Regions from separate parts of the Mus musculus genome. Here region 1 is linked to region 2. Evidence: chromatin loops called from intact Hi-C (ENCODE). Cell type or tissue: left cerebral cortex. All regions are shown on one strand. Links, peaks and the distances in the headings refer to the core of each region. The heading gives the core; the rest is flanking DNA. Region 1 holds the start of Braf (Braf transforming gene). Region 2 holds the start of Mrps33 (mitochondrial ribosomal protein S33).

The links. A loop is a pair of places that touch in the nucleus more often than their neighbours do. Peaks named below come from ENCODE experiments on the same cell type or tissue, not always from the same donor. Only the 100,000 strongest peaks of a DNase experiment are listed, where the experiment ranks them.
Region 1: it touches region 2 in a loop (8-fold over the local background); 2 of 42 quality-filtered maps call a loop at or near these places.

What each region holds. Positions count from the first base shown.
Region 1 is chr6:39,720,580-39,728,915 of GRCm38, forward strand. It overlaps Braf (Braf transforming gene), which reads right to left and starts at 4,884. Exons shown (of 22, transcript NM_139294.5): 1 at 4,528-4,884. The coding sequence starts at 4,716. In left cerebral cortex, for the core only: a CTCF peak has its summit at 5,023; DNase peaks (open chromatin) are centred at 4,488 and 5,048; H3K4me3 peaks cover 2,248 bases; H3K27ac peaks cover 1,229 bases.
Region 2 is chr6:39,806,474-39,814,809 of GRCm38, forward strand. Mrps33 (mitochondrial ribosomal protein S33) reads right to left here and starts at 4,463. Exons shown (of 3, transcript NM_010270.2): 1 at 4,391-4,463. In left cerebral cortex, for the core only: a CTCF peak has its summit at 4,562 (motif pointing left); a DNase peak (open chromatin) is centred at 4,500; H3K4me3 peaks cover 1,642 bases; H3K27ac peaks cover 1,011 bases.

The DNA of each region.
Region 1 (8,336 bases), core at 303-8,302, 86 kb before region 2:
CTTCTTCTGAATTCCGAAGTTCTGTAACGATCTATAACTGGGGCTTTCCAGAAGAACCAGCATAGGTGAACTGGGCAAGAGGAAAGAATACGGGACTGCAAACAATTTAACTTTTGAGGAAGGCAAAATCTAGCAAGAGCTGCTGACAAAAAGGCTTATCCTAACAGGAATCCAGGAATAGGAGCAAACAAGATTTCTAAAACGAAGGGGATTATGGCAAGAGGTTCACGAAGTACTCACTTAAATCAATATTAAGTTGTCAACGAAACAAAACACATTTCTGCAGCTCTAAAGGAGAAAACACGTTTATGATTGGAGATAAAGGGGAAAGAAGAATGAGCAGGCGCTCGGCTCCATTGTGTGACTTGGTAGGTAACAAGCCTTAGAAAACACCAGAGCACAGTGAAAGCAACACGGACTTTCTTCTTTGTCACTGAGAACATGGCTTTTCAGCTGCCATTAGACTATTTGTCCTGATCGTAAAACGGTGGAGAGAAAAACAAGCAGAGTCTGATTGCTCTCGTCTGCTGTACTACTGTAATCTTTCTGGCCTCCAAACACAATTAAATCAAATCTGCAATTACATTTAAGACATTCCATAATCCAAGTGTCCAGTCCAACATTCCTTTTGGTCGACTTAAAATAGATTGCCAGCATATATAAGCAACTGATACAAGATAACTCTTTTTAAATAAAAGGGTGAATGGATGCCTAAAGGAAGGTGTTAAGTCAGGAAAAAGAAATGGGTTCAGAAAGGAAGGAACACAGCCATGCTGAAGACAGCCAAGCCACTTCATAGCTTCCCCCTCCAAAGGAAATCTTTGCATATACCTAGACAAGTATTAATAGCAACAGCTAAAATTTACTGTGCACACACACACCTTCTTACCTTAGTGAGAATACCACTTTCCAGAGGTATGATGCAATCTAACCTGGCAGGGTTCACAAAGATGTATTTTAATACAGTGGGCCTCATTATAAAGTAGATCCCATCCTAGAATATTCCCTAGCCAATGCATTATTATAATTATACAGCTTAGCCAAGGCTGGCTAAGAGATCTTGAAAACAAAAAATAATACAGTTGCAATTGCATTACAGTTTTAAGAAACTCTCTTCTCTGAAAACACAGCATGAAAGGCACAGGTAATAAATATCACACCCTTGTATCACACATTTTAAATAATACATACATTATTAACCATCTGGTAATATTATACCATGTGCCATGCCTTACCATATAGTCACAAAAAAGTACCATCAAGGAAATATAAATGGTCAGAATTAAATGCTTAACAGTAAGATTATAAGATACTGAATAAACATTTAGTAAACTCTTGTTATTTATCAGAATATTTTATTTTGGAAACCTATATAGTAATACAAATAGGCCATGAAATCTGTTTATTCTCGAACATAATTTTACATACAAATGTCTACATTCTATGTCGAAGATGCTTGATAACAGCAACTAAAAATAATAATAACCTAATGTCCAAAAAAGTTATCAGTTAAATGATACTTTATGTAGGGACACATAAGTTTTGCTGTACTATTGTTTCAAAAGTTACAAGTCTATATATAAAATGCATTGTGCAAGCACTAGTTGTAATACATGCAAATATTTATAGCAATTATATATTATGGGCACTTTTTGTACTTTTTCCCTAATTTTTCAATAATGGATATGTTTTCCTTTTGTAATTACTTTTTGGTACAGCTGAAATTTCTCTTTGACAAACTTTTTTAAACCCAGGTAAGATAAAAATGTATAATAAAATGTCATTAAACACATTCACAGATTTTCATCTTTCCATCTACTTTAGTAACTAAAGATATTCCTTTAAGTTCATAATAAAAGACAATTAATTAAAAGACCACAGGATACTTCAGTTTCCTCTGAGTTGATGTTAACTTTAAACTTGTTGGGTAGAGGGCACATGCTAGTAATTCCAGCCTTAAGAAGTGGCAGAAGGATCAGAAGTTTTAACTACAGCCTCAGCCACACAGAGTTTCTGACAAGCCTGGGCTCCACCATACTACTTTCCGGAAGAATTTATTTTGTTATGTATATTTGTCATATTTTCTCTTTTTATAGCATCATCAAACATTAAACCCTGGGAAGGGGGCAATGGGAAACATCTGCTTTTAACTAAATAAAGAATACAGTTTCAGGAGATACAAACATGCCTTCAGTTATTGGTGATTTAATTTAACTTCATCTAGCCTAGAGGTCCTCAGGCAGTGTGGTCCATGGGGATTGCCTAGAAAGTGTCAAACAGAAAGTAACAACCCTAATACTCACTACTTCAGAAAGAAGACAGGAGGGGCCAAGGTAAGGGACCCACCCCAGTGCTCTAGCTCTCCCAAGTAAATAGCAAAATCTTCCAAACAGAAATGCCAACTGTCCTAATACCCTGACGCAAAGTTCTCAAGTCAGTGTCACATCCCAGAATTATCCTTGTCTAACTCCATCCATCAACCTGCCCATACTTGGATCCTGGTCCTCACACATCTATACAGTTCAAGACAACCAAGCATGTGCAGCATAGTAAAACCCAGAGACACCTGTGCCTAGTAAGACAAAGGCATATCCGATTCCTGGAGAAAATAGACGGCAGATGTGACCCCTAGCATTTCTCCATTAAAAACAATGTATCCTAAAAATAAATTTCCATGTCAACGGAACAAAGTTGTTTATAAATAAGATGGAATGTGGAGGTGTGGGGAAGACAAGAGGAAGTGTCAGCAAGTGAAGTACCAAAAGCCAGGAAACAAGACGGAATGGATGGTAACTAGGGATAAGGGAGCTAGGAAAGGGATGAGGGAAAGAGTGTTATCCTTAGACTGGAGAAGAAGCCGAGGGAAATAAATGCAAATGGAAACTGACCTGAGCATGAATTCAAGTGGTACGTTGGAATTATTTCAAATTAAGAAATAAGAAAAAAAAAAAACTGTGAGAAATGTAGGGTGGCTCAAATGATGGTACTGAACACATTCTGGGTAGAGATGGTATCAAAAGATGGAAAACAAACATTATTGCAAACAGACTGCTAACGATAGATGGAGAGTGGAGGATGAACATCCCAAGTAAATATAATGAAGCAGGAAAAAGAACACTGTAGAGATAAGGAGGTAGTACGAGAACTGGGAAACTTAAGTAGCAAGTTTATCTTTAAACAAAATTTATCTTCAAGTAAAATCAACAGAAACAAGTCACTCTCGACAACTGTTTGTAAAATACCGTATTCTAGCCAATTGTTTGTAAGATATGGTATTGTTTATGCGATACAGTGCCCAAATGGTAAATGTAGTAAGTTTTACATACAGAGAAAAGAGAATAAATTAGGTAATTTGACAATGTAATAAGTTGAATGATACAAGGACTACCAAAAGCCAAGTACTAAAGACTGGTAAACACGAAAGATGGGACGAAAATGGGAGCGAGCCAGATCACTTAAACCCACTAAAAACAAGCTAGCACGCAAGCAAGCAAGCAAACAAACAAACAAACAAACAAACCCACGAAGGATATCAACTGAGGTGTGTATGTGCACTGAAAGACTAACCCAAACTGCCAGCAGTGCAAGGGAGCAAAGGGCCAAGTGAAACCTGATGGAATCTTGACAGCTTTGGGGTTCAGGGAGTGAATAGCTTGCAAAGTGTCCAAAAGGATTTGTGAAGATAACAACGGATTACAAGGTGACGGTGCAGTGGAATGAAGTAGAGGCACTCAAGGGGACTAGGGCAAGAGAAGAGCAAAAATGCTCTTCCGTGGAAACTAAGGTTAGAAGCAAGTAGGTACAGTTGAGAAATGAGCGGGGTGGTGGATGAGGATAGAGGTTTACGGGTCAGCAAGGGAGCACTGACAAACAGTATTATTCGGGGATCAGAGACCAGGATGGGAAAAGCTTCGGAACAGTAAAATTTGGGGCTGAAAAAGTAAAGACTACACCAAAAAAAAAAATCATCCCCTGGGCAAAAACCGGTCAAAAGAAAAATCCCCCAAACAAGTAGCAAAGTGGGAAGGGGACAAGGGCCTGCAAAGGGAAGATAGTGAGGAGAGTGGAAAGATGCGCTCCGTCATCCCCAGGATCAGGGAGTAATCGCACACGGCGGTTCCTAGGGCTAGGGGACCAAGGGGTACTGCCCTGGCCACTAAGCTCCATCCTCGACGCCGTCCCTGCCGGCTAGCAAAAAGGAAAACATCTCAGGGATGCAGGGCTGGAAGCCTCAGCCAGGCGTGACCTTCTCCAACCCAGAGTTTCGCCCCCTCTGAAAAGGCTCCAGCTCTGCCCCCACTGCCCCAATCCCATCTGGGTGGGGGCCGGGGAACCCCCCTGGGCCATCGTGTGTGTTTACGTAGCGAGGAGCTACAAGACAGAGGGGGACACTCGGCCGATAACCACCTCCCCGCCGGCTACCAAGCACTGCCGGGGCTCCTTCTGCTGCCTCGGTCCCTCGCATAAACACTGGCCCGCCGAGCCCCTGACGCGCGAGCACTGGGGGGGGATGGCGCCGCCACTCACCTCTTCAGGAATGGCCGGGTCCGCAGCCGAAGAGGCCGCGGCGCCAGCGCCGGCCTCCGGCTCCATGTCGCCATTGAACAGAGCCTGGCCCTGCTCGGCGCCGCCGCCGCCGTCGCCACCGCCACCGCCGCCGCCACCGCCGCCGCCGCCACCGCTGCTGCTGCCACCGCCGCCACTCAGCGCCGCCATCTTCGAAGCGCGAGCCGGGCCGAGCGGCCGCCGCGGGGCGGGGAGGGGGAAGGGAGGCGCAGGGCGGGCGGAGGCGGGCGCGGAGGCGCGGGGGGCGTGGGCGGAGCGGCCGGGGCGGAGGCCACCTCTGGAACCCGCCGGCGGCCCCGGCGCAGCCGAGCCTGAGGGGATTTGGGGGGGGGAGGGGGCGGAGACGACGAGGAGTCGCCGCGGCAACGGCGTCACCCGCATGTCACGGTCGTGACGTCACCTGGGTGCGTGACGTCATCCGAGGAGCACCCTCGCGCCGCTGTCGCCAGGGGAGTGTTCCTTCTCCTCCAACCACCCTCGCGCTCACACGTTTCTACCCGCACAGTTTCCATGGCTCCGGCTTCCTATTTTTTCTCAGCCTGTTCTGTCATGTGGGATTTACTAGAAGAGCAGGGGGTGGTGTTTTAAAGAAGTTAAAATCCTAGAGGGAAGAAGGCCGGAAAGTCTGTAGTACTTATTACTGCCGTTACAAAGAAGCTCTGGGTGTCATAAAAATAAGACCTTAAACGCCAAGGTTGAAACATCAGCCAAGCCAAATTTCATAGAACTGTCTTGGAGCAGCTAAATTCTCAGTATGGTGTTTGTATCCTGTCCCTAAAGGACTTGATCTGTTGAAGTATAAATGAAAATCTAAAGCTGGTCTTCAGGGTATTTATTGCCTAGTTTCAGTCATTTACTATCAATTGGCTCCTTCCATGCACTAGGACCTGAGGAGAACACATGACCATTTTAGACATCTTATGCATCATAGCTAATTTTTATTCCAAAGAAAATAATTTAAAATATTTTGTAGATCCTGACTGATCCAAGGCATTCTCTTCAAACTGTATATGAAAAAAAGAATTGGGAGAAGAGAATTAAATCATCTCAGAGAAGCCCAAGTTGCAGAAATTAAACCCAATTTCTTTATGTAAATTACATGGTTAAAGTACGTTTAACCAAAGAAGGAAATAATGGAGAGAGGAAGTGTGTTAAGAAAAAGAGAAAACAGGAGTGAAAAACAGAAGCTACCAACACTATTCAGGAATTTCCAGTTTAACTCTTGAGTTGAGTTGTCTGTGTGTCTGTGTGTGCACTTCTATTAATGGAAAGGGGGATGGTCGCCACCAACCTCTTTATTGCATTTAGGATGAGTTGAAAGGTAGAAAGCTTCTGACAATAGGATGTCTGCCTATTTGGTCTGATCAGCACAGGCCCGGCAACTGATGCTTTGCTTCAAGGTAAGCAGTGCACGTGTGGCTGCTTGGTGAATCAAAGCATTACGTTCTTGTGTATTGAAAAAAAATGCCACCAATCAAATAGCTATTCTGTGTTTGCCAATGACATTGTACATTCTCTTCCAAGCAGGGACATTCCCCTGAGAGCTACATTTAAGTCAGAAGATGATCTGACAGATTCGAGTGAAGGAGATGATCACAGATAGAGACTATATTATCAAGCTATGCTAGTTTAAGGCAGTTTTTAAAAACCATAAATACATAATGTCTAAGCATACTAAAATAGGGCCAACAACCAGGCAAGGGACACTTCCTCCTTGATTTTGTCTGAAACACAACTGTTGGGGTTTTGGGGTATTGTTGTTGTTTGTTGTTGTTGTTTAGTCCCTAACTGTCCAGGTTTACTTTAGGAAATTATTCCCTAAGAATGTATCATTATAACATTTTTTTTTACAACATTAAAATTTCTAAGACATTTCTCTTTTGTTTTGTTTGAGACAGGGTTTCTCTGTGTAACAGCGCTTGGCTGTCCTGGAACTTGATTCCCAGAGATCTGACTACCTCTGCTTCCTGAGTGCTGGGATCAAAGGCATGTACCCCCATGCCCTGCCTCTAAGACATTTTCCATGGTTCCATTTTAAACAACATCCTTATCAGCATCAGTCTATACAGTGATCACGTCTTATGTGATTATTTCTTCACAGGATGGCTGGCCTCATCCATTTAAGATGGATTCTGTTAGTTTCCACTCATTCAATTTTTTTTCCTTGTGTGTTGGTTAGTTTTGTTAACTAATGGTGTTCCTGCTGTATGTGTGTGTGTGTTTCCTCACCCTCAGTAAAGGCCTTTCTTCAACTGCTGATCCTGTCTGCTCCTGCTGGCTATGTTTGAGATTTCTCCACTGCTACCAGACAAGCTTAAGATCTTTCCTGCCTTTTACTCTTTAACTGGCAGAGAAAAGTAAATAAAGACCCCGATTGTTAACATTTTTGAGACCTTGTCCAGGATTTCTGGTCCAGGACCACCAACTCATCAAAGTTGTCACTTAGATGCTGATGTCTAGTGACTTTAACAAATAGAATCTGCATGTCACTCAGATTTGGCCTATGTAGCCCACTTCCATTGGACATTACCTCTGGTACGTGGGCAGAGATGTCTACTGCTGATGATACATCTCTCATGTGACACTTCAAGAATACATACTACCAGCTGAGCACTGGTGGCACATCCCTTTAAACCCCAGCACTCAGGAGGCAGAGCCAAGTGACCTCTCTAAATCAGAGGTTGGTCTGGCCTACAGATTGAGTTCCAGGACAGCCAGGGCTATACAGAGAAACCCTGTCTCAAACAAGACAAAACAAAACAAAAACAAGAAACAAACAAACAAAAAGAATATACAGTATTGCCAAAGGCTGTTTTAGGTTCTAGATCATTGCCAGTGGTTAAGTTTTATCCTGAGCCCTTAGGTCAGGCCTCCTCTGAGGCACTTTGACTGTTGCCCCTCAATTCTCATCCCTTTGGTCAGCTCAAAGCAAGTGAGAAGCCTGTCCCCCAAACCCCTAACAGCAGTTAGGGTGACCTTTCAAAGGACAGCATGAAGGACTAGGAGTTAGACAGAGTCCTTGGTAGGCAGACATATAGGGAGAAGGGCCATGACTAAGTAATAAAGATGTTGAACTTTCAAGATGGCTGGCTTCTTCCTCCTCGCCCTTCTGACCTGAGACAAAAGCATCACAGCTTAAAACAAAGGCCTTGTGGGCCTTTCTCCTGCCAGCATGCCCCACTGCGGATGGACTGGTTTAACAAGTTCAAGGCCAGATCTGGACAGGTTTACACAATAGATGTGGGCCAATCAGCCGCCCCTGTCTTTCTGCAAACTGACCAGCCCTAAGACCTTTCCGAAACTTGAAAAGCCTGAGACCTGAAGAAGACATGGATTTTCAGCTTCTCGAGCCTGGGATCAGTTTTGTGTAAGACATTTTTCTCTATACCTGCTACATATATTTGTCTACTTCCTCTAATAAAAGCTGTTCTTCCTCTGCAATAATACATAATTCGTAAATAATAGCCAGGCTGAGCAAAGCGCGGGAAGCAGAGCCCTGAGCAGCACTCCTTCGTGGTCATCCCGTCTTCCCCTCCAGGTTCCAGCTTGAGTTCTTGCCCGAGCTTCATACACGATGGACTATAACCTAAAAACTAAAATCAACCTTTTCTCCCTAAGTTGCTTTTGTTTGTGGTGTTTATCACAACAATAGAAAGCAAAGTAGGATAGTTGCCTTCAAATTTTAGCTATCCGGTATTTGGGGGGCCATTTGAAAGTCCCATCATTAAAAAAGAAAATAAATAAATAAAAGCAAGCTGGGGGTGGGGGCT
Region 2 (8,336 bases), core at 204-8,203:
TTGCTGCCCTTCCAGAGGACAGCCCAGTTCACAGCACCCGTGCTGGACCATTCCCAACTGCCTGTATATCCAGCTCCGTGGGATCTGATGCCTTCTTCTGGCCTCTGTGGGCACTGCACACACAAACGGCATGCATTCACACAGGCATAGAGACACAGACACACACAATAAAAAGTAAAAAAAAAAAAATGTCTGGTGGTGATGGCACACGGCTTTAATCCCAACACTTGGGAGGCAGAGACAGGAGGATCTGAGTTCGAGGCCAGCCTGGTCTACAGAGTGAGTTCTAGGGCAGCCAGGGCTACACAGAGAAACCCTGTCTCAGAAAAAAAAAAAAAAAAAAAAAACAAAAAAATAGTAAAACAAAACAAAACAAAACAAAAAACCTTTACGACCACTACCACCCAAAACAATGCTTCTGGTAGAATAACTGTACCATCTCATTCTAGGTCAGTCGTATGCGCTATTGTTGGCAGCACATACCAGTTTATGTGAAATTTTCATGCCGAGATAAGAATCCTTGCTGGCTAAAAGGCTATCTGGGGGGTAGTTTGGTTGAGATGTGGAGGAGCTAGCTTTTAAATGTAAAAAAGGCATAAATCTATCTTGAAAAAGCGAATGGGAGAACTAACCCAAAACCTAATGAGAAGGCGCTAACGTAGAACAGCTCTTTCTTCAGAGTTCTGCACTCTACCCTTGCAAAGCAAAGTATGCTTCCATCAAACTAATACTTCAAAAATAGAAATGCCGGGAGAGCGTGGGAGGAAACAAGAATGCCAATAAAATGCCACCTGCAGAGAAGAGGTTCCCACACATCTGCTAAAAGACAAGACTAGGTAGAGGGCACCTGATGCATTGCAAAACAGTGCTTGGATGAGCAGAGTTTTAATGCTATTTCAACATCCAGAGACAGAACAGAGGTTGACCTTAGAGCAACTAATAATGTCAAACCATTATTACTCTGAATGCCAACTAGATGATCTTGGGCCAGCAGTGCCACCCAAAGGCTAGCCAGGGGAGAAGACTCACGGTCTCGTTCAAACCAATCTGGGCTACCATAGCTTTCTTTGCTCTTCCCCTTTTACATCCTGCAATCCAGGGTGGACTGTGTGGATGCAGATGGGTTTGGGCTGATATCATCAGAATGGAGGTTTCATTTTTTTTTTTTTTTTTTTAAAGATTTATTTATTTATTATATGTAAGTACACTGTAGCTGCCCTCAGACACTCCAGGAGAGGGAGTCAGATCTCGTTATGGATGGTTGTGAGCCACCATGTGGTTGCTGGGATTTGAACTCCTGACCTTCGGAAGAGCAGTCGGGTGCTCTTACCCACTGAGCCATCTCATCAGCCCGAGGTTTCATTTTTTATCAGTTTACATCTAAGGAGAATATAACAGTGTCATAACCCTTCCAGGGCCATTAGATGTCCACACGTCTTCAGAAGCAGCCATGTTTCTATGTATGTTTTAAACACCACCACCACCACCACCACCACCACCACCACCACCACAAATAACAACGAAAAAACCTCTCTTGAAACCTTGACTTTTTCCAAACACAAGTTTAAACAAACTTTTTCCTCCATTCATTTTGTCCTCTTTTTACTTAGTTACTAGTATAGCATCGGAATAGATTTTTCACTGTAATTGCCTAGCATTTCCAGAGATACGTTAAAGCAGGCTGGGAACTATCATTTGCTACAACATCTAAAGGAAAATACATCTTGAATTCCCAATCACTTTCTTCTTAAATAGAGCCTACAGGATGAGACCTGGCTTTGTATCCTGGCTCTGTCATTTGATCTATTCTGAACTCTGCCTGTCTAAATTCTAATTTCCATCTTTCTGAAATTCAAGACTGCAGGGATACTGTGAGACGTCAGGAGAGCAGTGGCACCCAGTAAATGGTAACCCACAGAAGGAACAACCCTAAACCCCTCTGATAGCTTGGTGCTCGTGGGTTCAGTGAATAGTGTTCATTTGTTGACTCCTTTGAGTGCACAATTACACAGTTACTCCTGCGCCTCCCTGAAATGATACCCTCATTTACAAAGCCTGACGAGGGGAACGGGGGCAGCCAGAACCTTGGTAACCTGACAGGCAGGAAGGAGAGGAAGCCTGTAGACAGCAGCTATGCTAAGGTAACTCCATAGCCACTTTGCAGTGTAGCACACAGGTGGGATATATAATCAGCCGTAAGATCTGATTAGACTCCATGGCAACACAGACCACAAAAGCCAAGTCTTAAAATGACAGCCTTCTCTCTCTTATGACAAAGAGAGAGAATAATCCTCTTTAGACCCGAGTCCCTGACTCAGCCCTACTCCCAGCATGGTGGCTTTAGCTTAACTAACACACACACACACACACACACACACACACACACACACACACACACACACGATGTACTTTTTAAAAAAGCTTCAAAAATTGCATTCGTTTATTTTGTGCTGGTATGTATGTATGTATATATGGACACACATGTGCTACAATACACAGGTGGAGGTATGAGGACATTTAATCGTCCCTAGTCATTAGGGTTGACTGCAGTGTCTTTGTCCATTGAGCCATCTCACTGGTCTGTTAAACTTTAAGTATAAACAACACATAAATAAACCAACAGAGGTCAGTTGTGGCCTTCAAACCTGGCACTTCAAAGCACAGGCTAGTGGTTCTCTGTGCGTTCAAGACCAGTCTTGTTCTAAGTGAAATTTTAGGCAAGCCAGGGCTACATGGTGAGACCCTGTCTCACCACAAAAACACAGGCTAAAATGCCTGCTTTCTGTAACTGGTCCTAGGGCGGATGCATTGCTACCTCCCTTCTCCCTTCTTTAACTTAAAAAAAAAAAAAAAAGAAGAGGCTGGAAAGATGGCTTAGCAGTTTAGGTGCTTGTCACCAGGCCTGCCATCTGACTGTGATCTCTGGGACTCCCCTAAGGTGACCTCTGCATGCCTGAGCACACACACATACATGTAAAGGGCTATTTAAAAATTTAGGACGTTTTGAGATTTCAGTATGCTTTCCTAAAGGATTTCAATTTTATGAAAGAATATAACCTTTTAAATTATATAACATTAAGTCAAATGATTTACATGCCAATTAGATTTCAATTCACATAAAATTATCCTAGGAGTTACACAATAGGGTAAAAATTAAAAACAAACAAACAAAAGTTATTTGTGGGTGGGTCTGTGTGACTATGTTCCCAGGGAGGCAAGATGGAGAGGGTTCCCCTAGACCAGTAGTTCTCAATCTTCCTAATGCGGCGTTCCTTTAATACAGTTCCTTATGTCGTGCTGACCCCTCTACCATAAAATTATTTCATTTCTACTTCATAACTGCAGTTCTGCTATTGTTATGAATTTATGAATTGTAATGTAAATATCTGATATGCAGGATATCTGATATGTGACTCACAGGTTGAGAACCTCTGCCCTATAATGGTGTTATACGTGGTTGTGAGTTATCTGACTAGAAACTCAACCTGGATCCTGCAAGAGCAATATGCTCTATTAACTACTGAGCCATCTCTTCAGCCTCACAAATTAGTTCCTTTGAAATATCATGTTTCTTTAAATGTGAATGAAAGAAAAATACAGGTGAAAATAACCGTTGAAAATGAGAAGCAAAACCAAATTACTTAAATATGTCAAGCAAAACACATAAAGCCCACATCTGAAAATTCAGAACTCTTTTTTCCCCTTTTGGCATAAAAAGATAAGTTTATCTTTCTCATGGATCTATTTATTTAAAATGCTTGCAGGTACACTTGTGTGGGTATAAGTGTAGGTCAATTATCAACATCAGGAGTACAATTTACCTTATTATTTGAGTTTCGACTGACAAGGAAAGCTGAAGGCATAGTGCCTGCCTAATCACGACCCAAGGAATGCATACGAGTTGTTACTGAGAAGCAACGTGCTCAGAGCATTTAAAAACTGGTACCAATTATTTTACTGGGTCACAGGGCATGAACCCCTCCGAACAGATAACTTTATTTTTTTTTTTTTGTTCAGCATGCACAACTCATACTCTCCGCTGTCTGATTCGCGCACTCCTCCGGCGCTGGAAGCTGTAGTAGAGTCATTCATTTTCCCAAGCATCATCTAAACTGCATTTTAAATAACAATCAACAAATATCGCCGGCGCATCCCACACAAAACTGAGTGCGAGGGCGGGCTCACTAGGAGAAAGGAAGTGCGTTTTTGGTTTGTTCAGTTCCCCACAGGATAAGGGGAAAGCCTCGGGTGTTTGTGGGGTACACGTGGAAGCTCCAGGAAGGCCCCTAACTGACTCGACTGGATCTGGCAATTCCACCAGGTTAGGGACCCGGGTCCGCCCGCACCGCCGCCGCCCTCTGCTGTGACCCCAGCGCTCCGCTTGCCTTACCTGCTCCTGACCTCGCGCACGCGCGTCCCCGGAAGGCCCGCCCCCCTTTACTTGCTTCCCAGCTCCAGAGAGCAGGAGAGAGGCGGAAGCTTGATGGCTAGAGCGGAGTCGGCGGACAACCCGGAACTACTCTCACTCCCTGGGGGCGGGACCTCGGGCGACACCTAGCGGCCGCGCTCGCTCTGAGCCCAGGGCCTCCGCCCGCGAGGAAAGCCGGGTTGTGTGGGTGTGGTTCTGAGAGTGGGGGAGCCTTGGCTATCCAGGAAGGTTCTAGAGGGACCACACGCATCATTTTGTCGAGAATAGCCAGAGCTGAGTCCCTCCTCGCTGAAGCTCCTTGCTCTGTGATAATAGAATGAAATGCAGTATTTTTCCTTTGTCTTCACGTTTCATTTTTCTTTTCATTAGAGCTTATGCTCTTTGCGTTCCAAAGATACTTGATGCTAGCTCAGAGTCTTTCTGACCGTGTTGGGTTCCTATCAATCAAGGAGTTGAGCTGTGGTTCTCTTTTCGGGGTACAGGGATAGAACTCTTGGATAGGAGATAGACAGGAGCAGTAACACAGAGAAATTGTGTTTTGGAAGATAGCCTAAGTTCTGCTTCTCTTTGTACATTTGGATAAGCTAGTGTAAAACTCTGTCCCCAGCCTTTTTCTTTTCTTTTCTTTTTTTGTTTTGTTTTGTTTGTTGAGACAGGGTTTCTCTATGTAGCATTGGCTGTCTTGGAACTCACCGTGTAGACCAGGCTGGCCTCAAACTCAGAGACCCATCTGCCTCTGCCTCCTGAGTGCTGGGATTAAAGGTACACACCTGGGCCGTCAATCCCAGACTCAAACTTTTATGATAAACTCTCAATTGTTTTTTAAAAGCAAGATGTCTTAATTGTGGAGCAAGAAAATATCGTAACGGACAGTATGAGATCAATCATGAGATCTTGAGCAATCTCAAAAGAAATCAGATATGTGGGCCAAGAAAACTGCAGCTTTATCTGCGCAGCTGTGTCAGCTGCGGGTCAGAGTGCCCTTTACCGTTGACTGTCCTTGGGAATGAAGATAGGTTGCTCATACCGCATCAACAACTAAGGTACCGGGGTATTTGCCTACGTGTGCACCAGTGAAGGGTCAGCATCCTGCAGAGACCATGACTTCATTACGATATTATTTTCATTGTGGGCTTGGCCAGGATAAGCTTTTCTAGAGGATCCTGAGAAGAAATATCCTTCAAAAGTGATCTGACCCACCGTGACTTAGGAAAGAAAAAGGCTCGCCCTACTCTATCACTATGACACCCACTTTATAAATGTAAGAATTAAAAAAAAAATACGACGGGGAATCTACTGTGCTCTTGCCCTTCTCTTTGGAACAGCTCACTCCTTGAAATCTTCGCTTGCTTTGTTAGATAAACTGCTTACACTGTGTGTCTCCTCTGAATTTCTTCCTTGAAAAAACAAGAGCTGAGAGACCGCCTCTCATAAAAAAGGCATGTCTCCTCGGCAAGCCTTTCACTGACAACAGAAACACTATCAGTATTTCGCTCCTTGCAAAATCTGCTTTCAATAGAGCCACCTTTTATAGGGATTACTATACAGTGCCTATTGAGTGCTTGGTAGGTCGATTGAGAAACGAGTGCTTATTTTCTGAGCATTAATCAAAGTCTTACATAAATACAGTAAAATAGATTTTAGAATTGAGGCAAGTCAGCAGCAAGTTCTATATCTAGAGGAGGGCATTCAATTGACATTGTCTTTGCTCCTATAGAATTTGTGTTTGCCAAGTTTTAATATGTTATCAACTCACATTATAGTATGCAATCTTATTAACATTTACACCAAGGCTGTTAAAGTCCTATGCATAACTACAGCCACCTACCCCAGTGTCCTAGGCGGCAACAGTCCTTGGAGAACTTTCACTTGTGTTTTCTGTTTCTGGAGGTTTGGGTTGTTTTTAAACCAATGTTTTATAAACATGAAGACCTCTATTCTAGTTTGCCTCCCTGTTGCTGTGATGAAACACTGACCAAAAACTACCTGGGGAAGCAAACTTTATTTGGCTTACAGCTTACATTCTATCATTTGGAGAGACCAAGGCAGGGCTCAAGACAGGAACTGAATCAGAGACCATGGAGGAACACTGCTTACTGGCTTGCTCCCATGACTTGTCCAGCTTGCTTTCTTCTATAACCCAGGACAACTTGCACAGGAATGACACAGCCCACAGGGGGCTTAACACTCCCAAATTAGTTATTAATCAAGAGAATGTCCCACAATTTCATGGAGGCAATTATTCAAAAGTTATGCCTTCCTGGGACACTCTATGTCAAATTGATAAAAACTAACCAGCAATGATTCCTTTTTGTATTGGCTGCTAGCTTTAAAGCAAAATTTGTAATTGACTCATGGTGTGAAATATTCTATATGTGTGTGTGTGTGTGTGTGTGTATATCCCCTATATATGGGTTGATAACATACAAAAACTTGGCAAACACAAATTCTATAGGAGCAAAGACAATGTCAATTGAATACCCTCCTCTAGATATAGAACTCACTGCTGATTTTAGAATAGATTCTAGAATCTATTTTAGTGTAAGGCCTTGATAAATGCGCAGAATAAAGTACTTGTTTCTCAATCGACCTACCAAGCATTCAATAAGTGCTATATAGCAATCCCTATAAAAGGTGGCACTACTGAAACTATACATGGGGAGTTGGTTCCAAGACATGCTTCATGGACATCATAATCTATGGGTGCTCAACACATAGATTTGAATATAATACATGCACAGCTTATGATATACTTTAAATTATTTCTAGGTTAATAATGATACATATGTAAAAGATACATGAATAGTTGTTATACTATATTGGTAAGGGACTAGTGACAAGAGAAAAAAATGTCTGCCCATATTTACTCCAGATGCAAGTTTTCCCCCAAATGTTATTATTGATCTATGATTAAATGAATCTATGTATGGAAACCCACAGACACTGAGGGCCTGGTGGATTTGTATACTGCTTGTTGGTTCTACTTTGTATGTTTTTTTAAAAAAATAATTTTAATAGATTTGCTATATGTAAAAGAAAGTTGGTTTTAATTGTGTGTGTGTCTGTGTTTGTCTCTGTGTAGTTATGTTAATGTGAGGGCAAGTGCCCATAGAGGCCAGAAGAGACTGTCATATCCCCTGGAGGTGAAGCTGTAGGTGTTTGTCAGCCATCTGACACGGGTGCTGGGAACTGAATTTGGGTCCTATTCAAGAGCAGGATGTGTTTATAACTGCTTATCCCTTTCTTTGCTGATTTATGTTATTAGTATATTTTGTGAATATTTATAGATCACATATTTCCTTCCTTCATTTTTTAAGACATGGTCTCCCTATGTAGCTTTGGTTTACAAGGAATTTGCTATGTAGATCATGTTGGCCTTAGGCCCACAGAGACCCACCTGTCTCTACCTCCTGAGTGATGTGATTAAAGGCATGTTTCATCATGCCTGGCAATAAATCTTTATTAAAACACAGCTAGGTATATGTCTTAGTTTGTGTTCCATTGCTGTGAAGAGACACCATGACCAAGGCAACTCTTTATAAAGGACAACAGTTAATTGGGGCTGGCTTACAGTTTCAGAGGTTCAGTCCATTGTTATCATGGTGGGAAGCAAGACAGGGGTCCAGGCAGAAATGGAGCTGGAGAAGGAGCCTACAGTTTTACATCTGGATCCGAATGCAGTCAGGAGAAGATGGACTCTTCTTTACTGGGTGGAACTTGAGCATAGAACCTCAAAGCCCACCACCACAGTAACACACTTCCTTCAATAAGGCCACACTTACTTCAACAAGGCCACACCTCCTAATAGTGCCTGTACTGGCTAGTTTTGTGTCAACTTGACACAGCTGGAGTTATCACAGAGAAAGGAGCTTCAGTTGAGAAAATGCCTCTATGAGAACCAACTGTA